Regions from separate parts of the Homo sapiens genome. Here region 2 is linked to region 1. Evidence: chromatin loops called from intact Hi-C (ENCODE). Cell type or tissue: GM12878. All regions are shown on one strand. Each heading gives the region's core, and the rest is flanking DNA. Links, peaks and the distances in the headings are about the cores only.

The links. Peaks named below come from ENCODE experiments on the same cell type or tissue, not always from the same donor. Only the 100,000 strongest peaks of a DNase experiment are listed, where the experiment ranks them.
Region 2: a loop joins it to region 1, with 4 times the contacts of the local background. A loop is called at or near these places in 9 of 110 quality-filtered maps.

The regions. Positions count from the first base shown.
Region 1 is chr18:44,785,855-44,788,666 of GRCh38, forward strand. The region is part of intron 2 of SETBP1 (SET binding protein 1); the gene reads left to right. Among named protein-coding and RNA genes, the nearest start is that of SETBP1, 110 kb to the left of the region's middle. In GM12878, for the core only: no CTCF peak of the experiment used is centred there; no DNase peak of the experiment used is centred there; H3K4me3 peaks cover 1,264 bases; H3K27ac peaks cover 990 bases.
Region 2 is chr18:44,833,770-44,836,581 of GRCh38, forward strand. The region is part of intron 2 of SETBP1 (SET binding protein 1); the gene reads left to right. Among named protein-coding and RNA genes, the nearest start is that of MIR4319, 130 kb to the right of the region's middle. In GM12878, for the core only: a CTCF peak has its summit at 1,301; no DNase peak of the experiment used is centred there.

The sequences.
Region 1 (2,812 bases), core at 162-2,661:
AGGATGGTATCATTGCCTTATAAGTACATTTTATTAACCCCCCCACCATAAATCAAAGCATTATCTTATGCAAGTAAGCTCTAATTTGACTCTTTTATTTTTCTCACTCCATCACCCAAGAGTTTCCTGCTGTTCCCCTCTGTTTTTACATATGACCTTCTCTGTTTCATGGGGTGCTTCTTCCTCTAGTTCATTTCTATCAATCTCAGTATTGATTTTTCAGAAAGGCCATTGATGAAACTAGCAGAGATATGTCCCTTTCTCCCACCTTTTATTGCTGGCCTCTAAGTCAACTTCCTGTCTATGACAGAGAATCTCCTTTTTCCCTTGGAAATGCAATGTTTTAGTTATTTGTGGTTGATACTTTTTCTAAAGTTTTTGAAAGCTACAGCGTTGACATCCTAGATTTTTTCCTGTGTACATGCTTATTGATTTGCATAAAGAAGACACACACACCCCAGGCTTTTTGGTTTAATATTGACAACAGCCCAGATTTAGTCCTAAGCTCTAGCACACACAGAAATGCAAATATGTGATTTGAGAGGTCCTTGATTTTTTCCCCAAGAATTACATCTTTTCTATGCCACCTAATTATGGAACTACTGTGTACTGTTCTATAGTCATAAGCAGAAGTCACTGGCCAAAGAAAAGATGCAGATATGTTATATGGAACTTGGAAGTTGTACTTTTGGATAAATATGCCTTCTTGGTAAAGATCAAGGGTAACAGGGAAGGGAAAGATTCCATGTAGGACTATGGGGAGGGGAGAATGCATTTGAAGCTCTCTCTAAGACATCAGCAGCTCCTTTGGGCAAAGAGAAACTGCCCCGACAGAAAGAAACATTTTTGGGTATTAGTTAAACATTGCCTGAATATTTGGATCTTGCTTTTTTCTCTCCTCCTCCAAGAACAAGTTTTAGTGGCCTGGGTTTAGAGAGCCACACGGGACCTAAGGAGGGAGGGGTTGTATTGACTTTCACTTGATTTACTAAAGCAATTGAGTTTGTCGGGGGAAATGTGATCGTCTCCATCAGCTGTCGTGCTGAGGTTGCTCCTATCAGGCTGTCAGTAGCTTTCAGTTTCTGATCTTTCTCTCAAATTTGCTGTCTATTTGAAGAGGAGACGAAAGATGCTTTGGGTATCAAGAAGGGAGAACATTTTGAGCAGTTACCTGGGAATCCATTTATAGACTTTGATGCCCTGTCAGTTTTATTCGGATGGTGTGTAGTAACATAGAAGGGACAATAGTGCTTTCAAAGGTAATTTAGATTTCTCTCTTTAGGAATAATTTTATTTATGAGGAACTGAGCATGAGTGGAACTAGGATGAGAAAGGGTGCTGGTGTGTAGGCAGGCTTCTTTCCTTGTTTATGGTGATATAGCTTAATTCAATATCATACAGTAGCAGTAATTGAAAGGATATTTCATTTATATAGCATCTGTCAGCCTGAAGTACTTTCAGAGTCTTCACAAACAGGAACTGCTTTCCTTCTCAGAAAAAAATGCTGCTAAGTTGAAGATGGAACTGAGGCAGGCTCCAGGAACCCTAACTAAATACAAAACTGAATGAACTATTGTGGTAAATGGGAGCAGGCGCTCTTCATTTTATGAGATAGATGAATTACTGAAAAAAATACACAGACATGGAGTTTCTTGGGGAAGTCAATTAAAAACAAAATCCCAGTACTGTAGTAGTTGGTCATTTAAAAGAAAATTGTTGGCCGGGCGCGGTGGCTCACGCCTGTAATCCCAGCACTTTGGGAGGCCGAGGCGGGTGGATCATGAGGTCAGGAGATCGAGACCATCCTGGCTAACAAGGTGAAGCCCCGTCTCTACTAAAAATACAAAAAATTAGCCGGGCGCGGTGGCGGGCGCCTGTAGTCCCAGCTACTGGGGAGGCTGAGGCAGGAGAATGGCGTGAACCCGGGAAGCGGAGCTTGCAGTGAGCCGAGATTGCGCCACTGCAGTCCGCAGTCCGGCCTGGGCGACAGAGCGAGAGTCCGTCTCAAAAAAAAAAAAAAAAAAAAGAAAATTGTTCTCTAAGGAAAAAAAGGAAATAAGAAACAAAAGACTTCATGAAACATAAATAAAGACCTTCTGATTTGTTTAGTTTTACTTATTTGGACTTGTATACATTAGTTTATTGGAGTTTTTTTTTTTTCTTCACAATAGGAGCAGAGCTATGCTTTAGAGATCAAAGATAAAATGTGGCACCGGAAGGTAATGTCCCAGATGTTAGGTGGAAAAATTTCTCAAGTGATTGAAAGAAGTTCATCCTCAGAGTGTAGAATCTTAGTTTCCGCTGGCTCCTGGGAAAAGCCATTCCTGATGGTCGTAAGAAATGGTGCCACTTCTCTTGGGCAGATAGGAGGGAAGGCTGCCTCCTTTCTGAACTGCTTCCTGAACTCCTCCAGCAGCAGGAGGCAGGGGTAGAGAGGGAAGGTATATTTTGGGGGGCTTGTCCAATGACTTCAGGAGACAGGATATCACTTCTGATACATTTGCAAATTAATATGTCACCCGACAGCAGCTGGCTTGTTCCCTGTTGAATCTTTTATTTATGCACAACCTCCTAAGCTATGTCTCTGTATTTTATCTTGATGGGGACCCTGTGGAAGGTTCTCATTGTGTTAACTTTAGATGGCTGAGGCCATTAGCAGAGTGAAGAGAACAGGTGCTTGGAAGCCTGGCCTTGCTCATATAATAGTCTGTGCAGGCTCAAGACCTTATCTTTGCAGTATTTCCACTCACTTATGGTGTTGTTTATTCTGTTACAAACACTCCTAAGAAGGGAGCAGAATTGTTTATGGAAA
Region 2 (2,812 bases), core at 26-2,525, 48 kb after region 1:
AGCAATTCATGCAGTAGTTATTTTAAGTGGAAAGGGGAAAAGATAAAGGATCTTTTAAATTACAAGATTTGCCTTTGATTCTGCTTCTTGGACAATGTATGTTCTTTTGTTAAACAAATACCTGGTTTTGGGTATAAAAGGTGAGGCCTGCAAGGCATGGCATGAAAGAAAATAAATTGTTCTGCATAAGAAATGATTGAAAATTTTAACGTAGGTGTGGGCAGAGTAGAAAACTGAAAAGAAGGTTTGTGGAAGGGGGAAGATCTTATTTCCATCAGAATAGAGAATCAAAAATAAGAACATAGGACTGGACTTCAGGAATTTGTAGAAACTCAGGGAAGGCATTAAACTCCTCATTTAGCATGAGATAATGGGTGTGGATCCGTTGTATATAGATCTCCAAGGATGGTTCAGCTATGCTATGGGTTACCTTCAGTTTCACCTTGCACACAGAAGCTCCCAAGAGGGCTGGGGCCTCATTTACTGGCTTCATTCCTCAGCAAGAACATGGTGCTAAGCCTTGCATAGAGAGAGTACTAATGAGATACCTCTTTATGGGAATGACAATACAGTGAATAAGTCAAGACATGGCACCTGGGAATGTATGGTTAATTGCTAAGTACGTATGAACTAGACTGACAGTATAGATTATAAAACGGTAATGGCCAATTCAGAGCTGTGAGTCGAAAGGAGGGCTTCCTGAGTGTTTGTCAAGCAGGAAGAGTATATGTGGATGGGTAGAAGGTGGCTAATCCCAGAGATGATTTGTGGCCCCCGGAAGCTATAGAAGAGGCACAGAGCAGGAGAAGAAGGGGTTAATCAATTGTTCTCCAAATGTCCTCCATCAGCAGGGACCAGTAAATGTAATGATTAATCAATCAAATAATTACTGTACACTCGTCAAATGTCAGGAGATGTGGCAAGGACTGAGATTCAGAGATGAATTAAGATAGAATTACTTGCCCTCAAGGAGTTGTGTAGAAAGTGACCAACAGGGGCAAGACAGAAACTAAAAATACAACCAGATACCTTTGTTCAACATAGGCCCACATGGACATGGTAGGGACAAGAAAGGATATGAGTTAAATCAAAAGGAGGGAGAGGGGAGCCAAGGGCAGTTCTCTGGAAAGGGTGCAGTTGTAGGTACTTGGAAACAGGAGCAGTTTTCTAAGCAGAGGAAAGAGGAAAGGGTATGGCTGGCTTATGAAGTATGAGGTGGGACAGACAGGCGACTAGGCTGGGGAGGGAGATCTTTATCAGAGCAGATGGGCCTTCTTGGAGTTTCTAGGGAGATTGGATTTTACAGAGCAGCTAGAGGGAGCCATTGAAGAGTATTAAGGATGAGGGGAGGTAACAGAAGTCCTGTTTTAGGAAGGTCCCTGGGTTGGGAGAAGCAGCACAGGGTCAGGTCACAGAGGAGTAGCCATGCAGTGCTCAGGACAGCTCTCCCTGGGGCCACTCCCCTCCAAGGGAGGGGCTCTACAGCTCTTGCATCTCGAAGAGGCCCTTGGGTGCGGTGCATTTTATCAATATCATCAAACTAAGCCAGCCTTCAAAGGTTTGTGAAGGAGGCAGCGTCGTGTTTGACAGTCTCTCTACTGTGTCCTCTTTGCTCCCTGCCCTCAGCTTTTTCCCATTCCCTGCCTGTGCTCATGCTGAAATCTCTCTCCAGATAAAAGCCCATCTGATTAAGATTTAAGCAAAAGTTTAGCAAATAAAAATACAGGACTCCAACTAATACTTTTTTTGTCCCATGAATAGTTCTAAAAAAGAATTTTTAAGTATTTTAAATTCAAATTTAACTATTGTCCTATATTTTATCTGGCAACCCTACATTTAATACGTCTAAGAATCTCATTTTAGAGTTTAGGGATCCACCTTGTCTGGCTGCTCAATGTTTCTTTCCCATAGGAAGATGCTGAGGCCCCTAAAGGTCAAGTGGTTTGTTTGTGAAGTTCACACGGCCAAGCCAGAGCAAAGCTGTGACTTCCAGACCAACTCTGTGTCCACTTGGCAACCTGTTCTCTGTACCTAGGAATGAATTAGTTAAATGTGGCAGACTTCCTAGAAGCATTTGCATTTTTAAAAGAAGGCCTGAGGGCAAAAACTCCTAGAGTAAGAATGTCTAAGAATGAAAATTCAAGTCCTATTCAAGAGGAAAGGCATTCTGTCCTGGAGCTTTCTTGGAATTAAGGCCTCTTTCTGCAGCCAGGGGAGCCTGCCTGGCCTTCTGATCCGGCAACTAATCACGTGAAGCATTTGGCCACGGACAACGATCCTGTCCATTGGAACGATACTTTGAACTTTTCAGAGTGCATTCAGAAACATCATTTCCTTACTCTCTATAAGCTTTTTTTTTTTTATTGTAAATGTTATTTACATGCTTTCCATATTTCCAATTTGGTTTCTGCCACCAAGCGAATCAGGAAAGTTTGATCCACAAACACTGAATTGTATATCAGCTTTTTATAAACACACTGCAGTCAAATTTCCATTATTTTCTTTGCTTAACCTGCTGCCTTCATTTTATTAGAGTCTCATGCCTTTTCCCTAGTTAGGTTCTGTCTAGCATACCTCTGGTTCAACGTTATTGCTGCCCAAGAAAAAATGTCAGATTGTTTAAAGCCATAGAATGGAAAAACTGGAAGTGCCCTTAGGCCCAGCCAGGCCAAGCTAGTGCTGGAGCTCAGAGCTGCAGAGTCCAGGGGCCTCTCCACTCCACTCCACTCTGCTCCACTCTACTCCACTCCACTCTTTCCTTAGGATTCTGAGTTCTGACTCTTCCCTAGTCTAGAAGAATGCTCTGAAGTTT